2 separate regions of the Homo sapiens genome follow, and region 2 is linked to region 1. Evidence: chromatin contacts called from ENCODE Hi-C or POLR2A ChIA-PET data. All regions are on one chromosome and are shown on one strand. The core of a region is the stretch at or near the end of the contact, and the rest is flanking DNA. Distances in the headings are between cores, read along the strand shown. Region 1 holds the start of CUL1 (cullin 1). Region 2 holds the start of ZNF783 (zinc finger protein 783).

Region 1 (7,065 bases), core at 3,351-5,850:
CCAAAATTAGCTACAAAATCCTTTTTAATGAAACCAAAGTAGGGGATTAGGCCGGGTTACAGTAATGCCTGTAATCCCAGCACTTTGGGAGGCTGAGGTGGGAGGATCACCTGAGTCCAAAAAGTTGAGGCTGCAGTGAGCCATGATCATGCCACTGCACTCCAGCCTGAGCAACAAAGTGAGATCCTGTCTCAAAAAAAAAAAGGACAGAAGGTAAGAAAGAAATTAAACTAGGGGACTTAAACACCTACTTCTTCAAAAAGAATTTAAAAATCTAGGTATAAGAAATCGTTCGATTATTTCATCTCTTTCCAGCTTCCTTTGGATACTAATCTAGTTGAATTACTCTGTATAGTTAGTTACAGCATATACGTAACTACGTTTATAAGCAGAACTATTTTTTTTAAAAAAATCACAAGTAATGTATATTTCATGATTTGGATTAAATAAACAAGTTTAATTGAAAAATTATCATTGTCATAGGTAATATTTATTAAGGATTTAACTTACAACAACCTTATATGAGATACTATTATTATTAATTTTTTGAGGCAGAGTCTCACTCTGTCACCCTAGGCTGGAGTGCAGTGGCGCAATCTCCACTTACTGCAACCTCTGTCTCCTGGGTCCAAACGATTCTCTTGCCTCAGCCTCCTGAGTAGCTGGGATTACAGGTGCATGCCACCACACCCGGCTAATTTTTGTATTCTTAGTAGAGACAGGGTTTCACCTTGTTGGCCAGGCTGGTCACCTCAAGTGATCCACCTGCCTTGGCCTCCCAAAGTGCTGGGATTACAGGCATGAGCCACCATGCCCGGCCAAGCTACTATTATTATCATCCCTATGTCATAGACGAAGAAACTGAGGCACAGAGAGGTTAAGTAACTTGCTCAAAGTTCCCCAGATAATAAGCAACGATGCCAGGATATAAACTCTGGCAGTTTCATGTTCCCTCCCGGCTGCTTCCCACCTACTTTTGATTCAGTAGATCTGGAACAGGGCCCTCGGAATTAGTAAAGTCCCCAGCTGATTCTGAAGCAAAGCCAGGTTTGAGAACCATCCTGCTAATTCACTTTGCGCTGGATGGCTAGTTACTTACCTGTGTCTTAGAAATAACAGTTCATATGGTTAATCAAGTAACACCTGTACCCTTTCATTTCAGTAGTAAGCAAATTTGCTTGGAATCTGCTTCAGTGTTCTTTGGGCACAGTGCTGAGGGGGCAGGTGAACCTTAGGAAATTGTCTCTCACCCCACAGCACAGACCACCTAGTTTAAAGGCACATGTGAACAGGCAATCAGGGAGAGATCACAAAGCTTGGGTAGAAGGTGTAAGGTGGGCTTCCTGGGAGGGGGTGTGAGCTGGATCTTGAAAAGTGAGCATGATTTGGAGATGGAGGAAAGAAGTGGGAAATGGTATCTGTTAAGGGAACAACTGAAGGAGGCCCTCATAAATGGCGACTCACAGCTCATCTGTGGGCCAGTGAGTACAACCAACAGGACCGGATGGCATTGAGAGTTCCTTCTGGGAAGTGGCAGGAAATAAATTTGGAAATGCAAGTTTGGACAAGATCTGGTAAACCTTAAGTGCCAGGTCCAAATTTGGATTGAACACTATAAACAATATGGAACCACTGAAGCTTGAAAGGACAAAATTATAATGATGAAGGTATCAGTTTAGAAGGAATAATCTGCCATCAGTCAGGACACAAGTGGAAGGATAAAGAGATAAGAACCAGGAAAAGCATTTAGAAGGCTAAAGGACCAACATAAGTGTGGGAGAATATCTTAGTAAAGGAGTGGATATACACAGAATCATGAGTCACTGGGTCAGGTTATGCCACTGATCAGGCTGAGTGATTTGGAGCAAATTGCCTAACATCTCTGAGCCTTAGGTTTTTTCATTGAAAAAATGGGTATGATGATGATAATGACTGACCCAAAAGAGGCAAACGATTTCTCTACGATGGTGACAGCTCTGGGATACAAGGTGAACGGGCCAGGATTTTGAGTCTGTTTCCAGGTCTGTATGAATTAAAGAATGTGTTATGAATGGCAACAGAGACAACCACTTTGTGGACGATGAGGAAGGGAGGGGAACTAATGGTTGGTGAATGTTCCACGAATTACGTGGGAATTATAAATAAATTACTCTTCACACTCTTATGAAGTAGGTATTTTTATCTCAAATTAACAGTTGACCTTACTAGAGCAAAAGATAGTAATTTGAGTTACTGGATATGACTCAAATTTGGGTAACTAGATACAAACCAAGGTCTAAAATCTAAAACTTGGGCTTTTCCAGCTAGTACATCATATTTAGATTTGAAAGTTATATTTTATTTCATTGCTTTTGGCCTAATGTTGTAGCCTGTTGAGACTGTTTTGAACTTTGATTCTGACATCTATCAAATTAATTATCCCTCCAAACTTTGGGTCATCCGAGAGAGACATCAATTTTGCTGAGTTGGGGGGTAAAGATGGAGGAAGGATGTTTTAAAGTAGAAAGAGAGCAGCAGGTGGCCTTGACTTGTGAGGTAGGCGGCAAGGTTATCTGCGCAAAGTAAATGCAATCTGGATGTTAAGTGGACGTAAAAGTCGATGGAATAAATTTGCTGCTAAGAATGATCGTGTAGGCAGGTGGAGAGTAAAGAATAGAAAGGAGTTAAGAACCAGGAATGGAGGCAGTGAGAAGAGAGAGGGTGGTGTGGGTGGACCAAATACTGCTATTAAGGAAAAAGAGAGGGTGGAGGAAACAAACAATACAGGGAAGGTTGACCCACTCAGCCCTTCTATTCAGCTGGAGGAAGTCACAGAAAAGGAGGCTATATTGAATGGTAAGATTGGAGAAGACTGGTTAGGGAATAGGAAGATAAGCTGTTGTCTAAAAAACGCAGTCTCCAGTAAAAGGAAGAAATTGGGACATTTTTTTAAAACCCCACATAGGTACACTGGAAAACATGGGCCACAGGGATAAACCTTCCATTTTTACTTCCAACCTTACCATGTGCTCACAAAAAAAGGTGTTAAATACATGTAAGTTTTGACGAGGTTATTTAAAAGTGTAGGATATAAACCAAGAATTTTTCACACCCCAAAACCCCGCACAAATTAAGGGATTACATATCTGAGTGACAAGTACATACAAACGCATTACTTCTAGAGATACTTAGATGTAGATAAAAGACCACATTTCAATAGAAGGATCACACAGACCAGTGGGATGTTTCTTCTGAGATAACCCACTTTATGCAGGAAACAGTGTGGACTCTGGGGACGGCCTCTGCTCTGGCTGAGGATTTCTGTCCCAGAGCGGTACAGGAATCTGCGTAGTGTTTTAGTTTGGAGAAAACAGGAAGTTACACTCATCACATCTTTTGCCCAGATGATAGAATTCGAAATCCCCCCGGGGTTGTTCATGGAATGAGCCGCTCTGTTATGTTGTGAGCCGTGGTATTAATCAGCCACCCCTCACTAGGTGTTGGGGTTCCACCACGCTTCCTCCACCCCCCGTCACCACAGCAGCGGGTAGTATTTAGGTTGAATATTCCAAATAGTCAATTATGACAGTTAATTTCAAATGAGATGACTTCGAAGTACACGTGAAAACAATACTATTTTATATCACGACTCATGCCATCCGTATGTGTAATCAAAGCCTTCTAAGTCTTGATATGTCCTTACAAAGACGAAGGATAGAGTGAATGTCAAAATTTGCCAAACAGGAGTTACTGAAAGTCTGAAGGGGAAAGCCTAGTTAGGTTTTATCTTAGAAGTGATTTTTAAAACGAAACACGCAGATAAGCTCGAGCTTTCTGGAGCCGATTCCTAAGGCCTTGCAGGTGGTAAGGGGGTCGAGAATTGGCTGAGGTTCCTCGGAAGTCCGCGCCGATTCGGAGGGCCACCTCTGACTTTCTGATCTGGGGTGCAACCCCCAGTCCCTGTCCCGGTCGACAAAGGTGTGGAGTCAGGTTCCAGGCAAGCTGGGGGTGGGGGTGCGCACAAGGGAGGGGCAGGGGACTGGGACCCCCTCTTCTTCGGGGTGCTTCGGGCCGTTTCTCCAGAGGCTGGTGGTGTCCCCGACCCAAGCAGCTCAGCCCCGCTCGCGAGGTCCGAAGTGGCGGGAACGGGTCCTCCGCGGCGGTCCCAAGGCGAGGGAGGCTGTAAAACCTGGCAGAGAATCCGGCGCGCCGGGTCGGGGATGTCTCGGGTGCCGGGGGCAGGGGCCGCAGGCTCGCAGGTAGAAGCTTCCCCACGCGAGCGGGGGCCTCGGCCGCGGAAGGGGCGCCCCCGGGGCCGCCGGCAGCGGCGAGCGGGCGGGAGGGAGCTTTCCGGGCCCCTCCCGCGCCTCGGGCTGGCGGGGCGATGGCGACGACGGTTTCCCGGCTCCCCCGCCCCGGACGCCGATGGCGGTGCGTTCCGGCCCTCCCCCAACAGCTTCTCCCCCGCGGTCGCCGGAGCCGGTGAGGCCGAGAGGGCGGGGAGCCGCGCAGGGAAGGCGAGAGGGCGGAGGTTGCGTGGTGCAGGCGGCGGCGGCGGGAGGAGGAGGGCCGGGCGGGCAGGGGAGGAGGAGGAGGCGGGCGCCGTGTCGCACGCAGCTCCAGGCGGGGCAGCCCCGGTAGCTGAGGGACGCAGCTAGACCTTGGCGGGACGGGGCTTTCGCCGGGGCCCAGGCCCAGGGACCAGGCGGAGGCGTCGCGGGAGCCTTTGGGGCACCACAGAGATGCGGGTGAGTGTCGGCAGCCGCCGGGGCCGAGAGGAGGTGGCGGCGGCGGCGGCGGCGCAGGCCCGGCCCCGAGCCGCGGTGTCGCAGTGACTCGGGCCGCGACGGCCGAAACCAGGCGCCTGGCGAGGCCTGAGCCGCCGAAACGCGGCCGGGCAGAATGGCGGCCGGGCCGGGGGACTCGTGGGCGGAGGACGCCGAAGGTGGCAGAGGAGCGAGCGGGGCCGGGCCCTGAGTCACCCCGGACGGGCCGGGGCGGCCAGGCCTGGACTACGCACTGGGAAAAAGCACGATTCATCGCGCCTGGAGGCGGCGGCCTGGTGGCGCCGGCCCCTTTCCCCGCCGCGACCGGGCTGGGTTCTCGGAGGGTGGGCCGACGTGTGGCCCGGGGCGGCTCGGGCGTCCGCGCCTCGCCTGGTGAGGCGACCTCCGCGGGACGCCGGGACCCGTGCCCTTGCCCCCTCGCGCCCACGCTTCTTCCCGGCGCTGCTTTCCGGCCGACGCGTGTTCCCCTGTGAGCTCTGGGCTCAAGCGCAGGAGCAGCCGCGGAGCCGGGCTCTCTCGCTTTCCGGTTCCCTGCCCGCGGCTCTCGGGTTCCCCGCCTGCATTGTTGCGAACGTGCAGGGCGCTATTATTGGGTAACAGTCGCCCTTTTGCCCCGTTCTCCTGGGAGAGCGGGCCGGGGCATGCGCGCAGGGATGCTAGCCCGGCGGCCGAACCGGACAGAGCCCCCCGGCGCCCGCCTATCGCTCGCTAGTCGGGCCGGGCCCTGCGCTGCGGCCTCGGCGCGCCCCCGGTCCCAACGGGAGCGCGCGCCCTGACCCTGAGGGTAGCCGTGCGCCCGCCAGGCCGCTGGGACTTGGGGTCCCCAGACTCGGGGGTCGTCGCTTTTTTTTCCCTTAAGATCTGAAAGACCCCCGTTTCTGCCACCCGTGCAGTATTGTGTAGCGCAGACATAAGATAAGAAAGAGAGGAATGCTTGTAGACATTCCTTGAAATGAATCCCCAAAGTTAGGGTTTTCTCCCTGGCTGGCTTTGCCAAAAAGAGGATTCTCTTTTCCGATTGGGTCACTCTTGGTTGCTTCTGGTTCGTAGTAGGGGTTAGTGGTAAGTGCGCAAATACTGAATTGCAGTCTACTTAAATATTTGTTTGCTCTGTGTAATTGCTCTTTCCTGTAGTAGCATTAAAATCGTCAAAAGTTCTGAGTGGAGTAAACGATCACACTTTTTGGAATGCACTTAACGAAGCGGCAGAAGAGGAACTAGATTCCTTTTTTACTTCAAGCCATGAGCTTCTAGGACCTAAGCATAGCTTAACGCCTCGCAGAAGTGTGTGCAGTTTTAAGTTTAACACTTCATTTCATGGTGCACCCGAAAATGTACCCGATTTTCTGAAATCCTGGAGAGTGTATTACGTAGTAAAATATGTAATGATGTTTAAAATGTAAAACCAGTCATTCTGTTTGAAAAAGATATTTGGAGATGAGATTTTTCTTTGTTTAAAGAAGGTTTGTTTTTGGATATTGAAAAATGTTTTACTTGAAGGTTCTATTTGTTGTTTTCCATGGTGAGTCGAAATAGTTGCGTTACATTTCAAATTCCAAAGCATGCAAACACAAGACTGGCTCGCTTTAACTCTATTAATGCCCATTTTTGGAGGTTTCAGGAGAGTGTTCCTTAAGCTTGAGAGGGATGGCTGAATTGCTTTCTAAATATGTTAAACTTTTTTTCTCATTGGCTTCATCTTTTAAAAACGATTTTGTCAAAAAACAAACCAAATTTAGATATGCTAGGGTTTTTCACCAATTTATAAAAGCCTCCCTCCCTGAGAGCCACATGCTCAGGTCCTTATAGCCAGCCCCACCCCCCACTCCTAATGTGTGTACCACATCAGAAGACAGACACGCATGCCTGAGCTGATTCTGCATGGTTTCCTTAGATATTACAGTTCATTAGACTCTTGCCACTTACTGAATATTATCTTCTAGCTGTAATTAACTACATGACAGCCTTATTTCCCATACATTTCCGATTGTGAATTCCTCCAGCGCAGGAGATATTCCTTATTTGTTTTTGCGTCCCCAGAGTAACAGAACTTGGTTGTGGTGGTGCCTCAGTTGCTTTTTTTTAATGAATGAGTTTTCTGGAATAATTCTAACTTAAACTTAACGTTTGAAAACATGCGCTGATTTTTGGCTACAGAAAACACAGTCGTTGTGCTTAAGCCGGTTAAGAATTCAAGCTTTATTATACACTTCTCGAGTAAAATTGATCGTCTCTCTCATCCCTCCTTTTCTATTCCCCCTTCCCTCTTCACTTCCCTTCTCCCTGAAACACCCCAGTA
Region 2 (7,065 bases), core at 2,325-4,824, 560 kb after region 1:
AGAGTTGGGTCAGGCTTCAAGGAGTCTGGATTTTATTCGGTTGATAATGGGGAGCTGAAGAATTTTGAGCAAAAGAGTGACCTGATTCTAGCTGTGATTTGGGAATACTAATAAGAATTATACTGTGCTTTTTGGGGGGTGTGAGGTTTGGGATATGTTAGAAGGTTTCAAGTGAGATCAAGGAAGAGCCAGTGAGGACCTACCTGATTGGGTGCAGCTGCAGTGGGAAGGGAACAATAGATAAGACCAAGAAACAGTCACAGGATGTGATGCTGTGGGAATGGAGGGACCATTTTTTTTTTTTTTTTTTTTTTTTTGAGACGGAGCCTTGCTCTGTCGCCCAGGCTGGAGTGCAGTGGCGCCATCTCAGCTCACTGCAAGCTCCGCCTCCTGGGTTCAGGCCATTCTCCTGCCTCAGCCTCCCAAGTAGCTGGGACTACAGGCGCCTACCACCACGCCCGGCTAATTTTTTGTATTTTTAGTAGAGACGGGGTTTCATCGTGTTAGCCAGGATGGTCTTGATCTCCTGAGCTCGTGATCCGCCCGCCTCGGCCTCCCAAAGTGCTGGGATTACAGGCGTGAGCCACCGCGCCTGGCCTCAGGAGGGACCATGTCTTACTCCTATCAGCCTCCACAGCTCTCAGCACAGGTGCTTGGCACATAGGTGCTCAGCAAATGTTTGCTGAATGAGAAAGTATAATGGGTGTTCACAGAATAGAGAGCTGGGTGTTGTCTGAAATAGAGAAGGCTTCTATGGAGGAAGTGGGATTTGGCTGTACTTCTGGTCTCCCTCTACTAATGCTTCCGTTCCTAACATCTTTATAATTCTGTGTGGGTCCACCTCCTAATCTAAATTACATTCCTGGCTTGGAGGATGAGGGAGCCACAGGAATTCTGTCTCTGACCTGCCACTATCTCTTGGCTGAGGATGTTCTGGTGGGGACAATGGCACTTGAGTGTGCTGACCTCTTGTTGAGTGACCCTGGGTACTACTTTGGTGGCCCTCAAATTGTGACAACCCTACCTTCTGCAGGTGGAGTCACCCTTGTTACTCCACGGACTGGGCCTCCACTGGATGTTGTCAGTTCACCCAGAGATAATCAGGTCCTGGAAATCTGATCCCCCAAAAAACAAACTCACAAGAGACAGATTAACAATTAAAGATGAATGTAGGCTGAGCGTGGTGGCTGATGCCTGTAATCCCGGCACTTTTGGAGGCCGAGGTGGGTGGATCTCCTGAGGTCAGGAGTTTGAGACCAGCCTGGCCAACATGGTGAAACCCCGTCTCTACTAAAAATACTAAAAATTAGCCTGGCATGGTGGCAGGAACCTGTAATCCCAGCTACTCGGGAGGCTGAGGCAGGAGAATCTCTTGAACCTGGGAGGTGGAGGTTGCAGTGAGCCGAGATCGTGCCATTGCACTTCATCTTGGGCAACAAGAGCGAAACTCCGTCTTAAAAAAAAAAAGCCACCATGTAATTTTAATTTATATCAGAGCTGGCTTGACACCCCGGCTGGTCTGCTCAGAAACCACATTATGGTGCAAAGTGTTCGTTTATTAAATATATTTATAAAATCTGAGCATGGGAATGGGAGGTAGCTGTGGGACCCTGATAAACAGTGCCAAGGTTTTCGAACTGTGATCACCAGACCAATAGAATCAGCATTTCTTGGGAACTAGTTAGAATTGCAAATTCGCATCACTTTCATCCCCTCCTGTTTCAGACCTAGAAATGTTGAGGTTTGTGCCTAGCATCCTGTATTTTTAACAAGAACCCTCAGTGAACATGATGCACACTGAAGTTTGAGTACCACTGACTTAGAGAAACTTTTTTTCTAAAAAACGAAGACTAGCTGTCAAACATTATAGCACTCTTTCCTCAACAGAGCTCATTAAATCCTAGCATTTTTGTCTCCAGCCCATTTTCCTGACCCTTTCTTTCTTTCTTTTTCTTTTTTTTTTTTTTTGAGATGGGGTTTTGCTCTTGTTGCCCAGGCTGGAGTGCAATGGCATGATCTCGGCTTACTGCAACCTCTGCTTCCCGGGTTCAAGCGATTATCCTGCCTCAGCCTCCAGAGTACCTCACCACCACACCCAGCTAATTTTTTGTATTAGTAGAGATGGGGTTTCATCATGTTGGCCAGGCTGGTCTCGAACTCCTGACCTCAGGTGATCCATCCGCCTCAGCCTCCCAAACTGCTGGGATTACAGGCATGAGCCACGGCTCCTGGCCCATTTTCCTGACCCTTTCTGTTTGCATTGGACCTTAACTGTTATTCTATAACGTCACCATTTACTGGTATTTTATAATCCTGAATAGATTGGACTGATCCCTGATAAGATCCTAGGGATGCTCTTAATGTCTTTAGTGCATACTTGCAGTTTGTGTTTTAGATTGGGATAGTTCAACAAGAATTTCCAAAATGAATAATGCCAAATATTTATTTGATTTGTTACCTTAAAGTAACACGTCCTAACCTTTCCGCAAATTTTGGGGTTCACCTTACTTAGGATATCAGTTTGTGTTTTTTCTGATAGTTGACCACGCTTTTGCTTGGCTCAAATATTTGTGAAAATAACTTCTCACCCTCACCCCCCCCCCCCAAAAAAGAAAAAACAAAACCAAAACCAAAAAACCCCAAACAAACCCAAACACAGAAAGAAACAAAACTGCAGATTTCTAGCGGGAAGAGTTTGCCAGCTTGTTGGACAAAGACTGTGAGATGAATGGGAAATGCAGAAAAGACAGAAAACAAAGCTTCAACTGCATACAGCACATTTAGTTCAATATGCCTCAGCACAGGCCGAGGAAAATGGGTCCTGCGGTTTATTCAAGATGCCTCAGGGCCTAAATGAGGGATGGACTGATTCACACTTGCTGTGATCTCAGCCTGGACCAAAGCTACAGAAGGGTCCTCGTGGGTGGCTGAGGACTTTCACCAGGCGGGCCCCGGGAGGAGGAAGGGACCCCAGAGTCCTCAGGAGGGGAGGGCAGGCTTAGGAAAAAAAAAAAAAAAATCCTACCATCTTCACGTTTGTTCTGTCAAATTTAAAAGAGACTTTAAAAACGTTCATGTAAGTTTCCCTGGCTTCTCCCTGGGTACACACGTATCCTTTTTACTTTCCCCAACTCAGTTCTGTGGTGCGTGGGAGGCGCTGCAACAGAGTCTCGGTCCGGACTGGAGCCCCGGCGAGGGCCGACCCCGTTCCCCACGCAGCTTTCCCTCGCGAGGTTTCGCACTTTCCAGCGCGGTTCCTTCCCGCAGCCCTCCCGGCTCCCGCGTGGGACGCAGAGAGAGGTTGGGCGCCGCGCTGGCCCGGGAGTGGCTTACGCCTGACGTAGCCCCGCTGGAGGCCGTGGCACGCCCGCCCTGGCGTCAACTCCCGCGCCCCGGGTGAGGGTGGGTGGCCGCGCCTGGGTCCCGGACGCCGCGGGCGCTGAAGGCCTCGGGAGGGCGCGGGGCGGCGGCCGCGGGCGTGCGGTCCTACGGGCTGCAGGGGGCGCTGTGCGCGTCCTCAAGCTCGGCCGCCGAGCGCAGCTCTTTTTTAAAGGGCCAGCGGGGCACGTGGCTCGGGACGCAGTTCGCTGCCGCCCGGCAGTAGCTCTCAGGTTAGGCGGGTCCCGCTCCGCTTCCGCCGTCGCTGCCGCGCCGCCCCGGGCCCGACAGGCCGGGTCCAGGGACTGCAACCCAGCGAGGGACGCGGGCAGCCATGGCCGAAGCGGCGCCTGCCCGGGTAAGCGCCCTCGGCCCCGCGGACGCCCGGAAGGCCCAGGCCGCCGCCGCGTGAGCCCGCGCGAGGGACTCTGGCCGCGCGAGGCCGCGGGGTGAGAGGGCCTTGCGCGCAGCCTCCGCGCTCGTTGCCCCCGGCCCATCGCCCAGCCCGCGTCGAAGGCATTGACCGGGCGGCCCAAATGCCAGGCCCGGCGGGCGGGGCCCCGACGTCAGCGGCTGACGATCCGGCCCATCTGCGGCCTCAGCCAGGCCGGGCCCCAGAGTCACGCTCGGCGACGAGGAGGCCGCGCCTTAGGAGTATTGTCCCATTTGAGGCCTCGCGGCCCCCCCTACAGCAGGCTGGGCGGGCAGGGGCCGCCAGCCCCACGGGACAGTAGCGGAGGCTGAGATGGGAAGGGACAGGCCCAGGGTCACGCATCTATTAGAGGCGGGAGCCTCACGCCGGGGCAGGGATTTTGGAATTAGACACTTTAAAACGCCTCATATTCTACTTTTGCCAAAGAGAAAGATTGTGTCGTTTACAAGAGAGATAGTAGATTTTTTTAAAAAAGATTACTGTAGCAGATTTTATTTAATTTTTTTTTTTGAGAGGGAGTCTCGCTCTGTTGCGCATGCTGGATGGAGTGCAGTGGCACGATCTCGGCTCACTGCAAGCTCCGCCTCCCGGCTTCAAGGGATTCTCCTGCCTCAGCCTCCCAAGTAGCTGGGACTACAGGCGCCTGCTACCACGCCTGGCTAATTTTTCTATTTTTGGTAGAGACTGGGTTTCACTATGTTGGCCAGGCTGGTCTCGAACCCCTGACCTCGTGATCTGCCCGCCCCGGCCTCCCAAAGTGCTGGGATTACAGACGAGAGCTACCGCGCCCGGCCATTTTAAAATTTTTTAATTAAAAAAGTATATATATATACGTGTGTGTGTGTGTGTGTGTGTGTGTGTGTGTGTGTGTGTATATATATATATATATATATTTTTTTTTTAGACACAGTCTCACTCTCACCCAGGGTGGAGTGTAGTGGCGGGATCTCATCTCACTGCAACCTCTGCCTCTGCCTCCCGGGTTCAAGGTATTCTCCTGCCTCAGCCTCCCAATCCCAAGTAGCTGGGATTACAGGCGCAGGTGCCTGTCTCATTTATATCTATCTATCTATCTGTCCAGATACATATCTATATGAATAAGTTTATTCATAAGAATACACTATAAGTATTCCTATACAGAATTTTTCTCCTGGAGAAGGAAGAATCACATCAGTTTTTTTGGCATCTTCATCTATATAAGTTAGGCCAGTTTAGCAGATTTTAGAATCTTGGTTTGATATAGTGCAGTATGTCCAATTGGGAGATTATAATCCTTTGGCCATTTTTGACATACTGGAAAACGCTTGTAAAGGCTCAATAGATGATACCTACTATTATTAATACACCTCAGTGAAGGTTTTGAAACCTTGATTTTTCTGGATACTTTTATTAAAGTATAACTTCCTCTCCCTCCTCTTAGTGAGTGTGCTGAGCTTCTTTTTGGGTTCCCTGAGTGCAAGGGAGAGAAAAAGCGTTGAGGATTCTGCAGGTTTATAGTCCTGTTCCCTGGGAAGAGGGGGCCCTAGAAGGTGACATCATCCACTCCCCCTAGCCTGGGGCTCACTGCTTCACTACCTTTCAGATCACTCCTGTCCACCTGCTCCTCCCTTCTTGCAGCACTTGAGATCCCAAAAAACTCCCCAAAAGGGACAGATTTGCCCTGGACTCTTGTTAGCCCATCCTATCACACTGTTGTTGTTTATAAGTATTCCTATACAGAATTTTTCTCCTGGAGAAGGAAGAACCACATCAGTTTTTTCTTCATCTTCACTGTACATTTACTATGATAGGTGTTCAGTAATTGTTATTGAATGAATGAAGCAATTATAGATTACTAGTGCTAAGGGGGAGGGGCAGTGAAAATCTCTAGGATGCGTTGTCTATGCTAGAATCTTAAAAACGAGAGAGACTCAGGCATACAGAGGATGCATATTGAGAGCTGATGTGAAGTTGGAGGAGGGCCGGGTGGGTCCTCGGAATCCACAGGAGGCTGGCATGGCTGGAGCACGACAGGAACTGGATGGCTCAAGGTCAAGAGAGGTCGGCTGGGCCATGAAGAAGTCTAGATCTTATGCCAGGTACACTGGGAAGCTATTGAAGAGTTTTAAGCAGGGTACTGAAATGATCTATTTGTGTTTTTAAAAGATTACCAGGCCGGGAGCAGTGGCTCACTGACTCACGCCTGTAATCCCAGCACTTTGGGAGGCTGAGGCGGGCGGATCACAAGGTCAGGAGTTTGAGACCAGCCTGGCCAATATGGTGAAAGCCTGTCTCTACTGAAAATATAAAAATCAGCTGGGTGTGGTGGCGGGCGTCTGTAGTCCCAGCTACTTGGGAGGCTGAGGCAGGAGAATCGCTTGAACTTGGGAGGTGGAGGTTGCAGTGAGCCGAGATTGCGCCACTGTACCCCAGCCTGGGCGACAGAGCAAGACTCCGTCTCAAAAAAAAAAAAAAAAAAAAGATTAACAATTACTCTGTGGAAAGTGTATTGTCGGGGAGAAGCCTGGAAGTAGGGGAGAAGGCTGGAAGTGGGGGAGAAGGCTGGAAGTGGGGGAGAAGGCTGGAAGTGGGGGAGAAGGCTGGAAGTGGGGAAATCAGGTGGGCAGGACCGCAGTGGCCCAGGCCAAGCAAGGTGATGGGAACTTGGACTAGACACTGGCAGTGGAGAAGGAGAAACATGGATGGATTTGAGGTAATTTTGGAAGTTAGGACCTGATGGTGATTTAACCATGAAGGATGAATGAAATTGAGGAGTGAGATGTTGATTTGTCTCTCCAACAAGGCTTTTAGCAGCACCAACCAGGACTGTGCCCATTGCGCATGCACAATGAGGGCTTGTGAATCAGATACCAGGGTAAGCTGAGGCACTTGAGAAGCTTTTTCCAAGGCACTGAAGGACAATGGAATAAAAGAGGTGGAGGTTAAAAAAAAGGCCATATGAACTATTTATACCATATCCCTGAGCTGGAACCATCACCATAATCACTGTCATTGTCTCAGTCTGCTCAGGCTGCCTTGGTTCCCGGCAGGGCTCTTTTCCTGGTTTGCAGACGGCTGCCTTCTCATTGTATCCTCACGTGGCATACAGCAAGATCATCTCCCTTGTGTCTCCTCTTACAAGGGCGCTAATCCTATTTATGAGGGCTCTGCCTTCATGGCCTAATTGCCTCCCAGAAGCTCCACCTCCAAATACCGGCATATTGGGGATTAATGCTTCAGCAGATGGATATTGAGGGAGACACAAGCATTCATTC

The links. A loop is a pair of places that touch in the nucleus more often than their neighbours do. ChIA-PET counts read pairs that join two places held with the same protein, here RNA polymerase II (POLR2A). Pooled maps may share reads with other maps.
Region 2: a pooled map shows a loop between it and region 1 (7-fold over the local background). The contact joins the promoter of ZNF783 here to the promoter of CUL1 in region 1. A Hi-C loop is called at or near these places in 1 of 37 single-sample maps with no recorded cell type and 8 of 50 pooled maps. POLR2A ChIA-PET finds 5 or more read pairs at or near these places in 1 of 52 experiments (activated CD4-positive, alpha-beta T cell).

Annotation. Positions count from the first base shown.
Region 1 is chr7:148,694,303-148,701,367 of GRCh38, forward strand. CUL1 (cullin 1) reads left to right here and starts at 4,601. Exons shown (of 22, transcript NM_003592.3): 1 at 4,601-4,727. RefSeq lists silencers at 3,456-3,515, 4,176-5,205, 5,506-5,605 and enhancers at 3,786-3,835, 4,903-5,628.
Region 2 is chr7:149,258,622-149,265,686 of GRCh38, forward strand. ZNF783 (zinc finger protein 783) reads left to right here and starts at 3,575. Exons shown (of 6, transcript NM_001195220.2): 1 at 3,575-3,736. The coding sequence starts at 3,713. LOC124901769 (a long non-coding RNA gene) reads right to left here and starts at 3,720. Exons shown (of 2, transcript XR_007060582.1): 1 at 3,026-3,720. RefSeq lists a silencer at 3,173-4,042.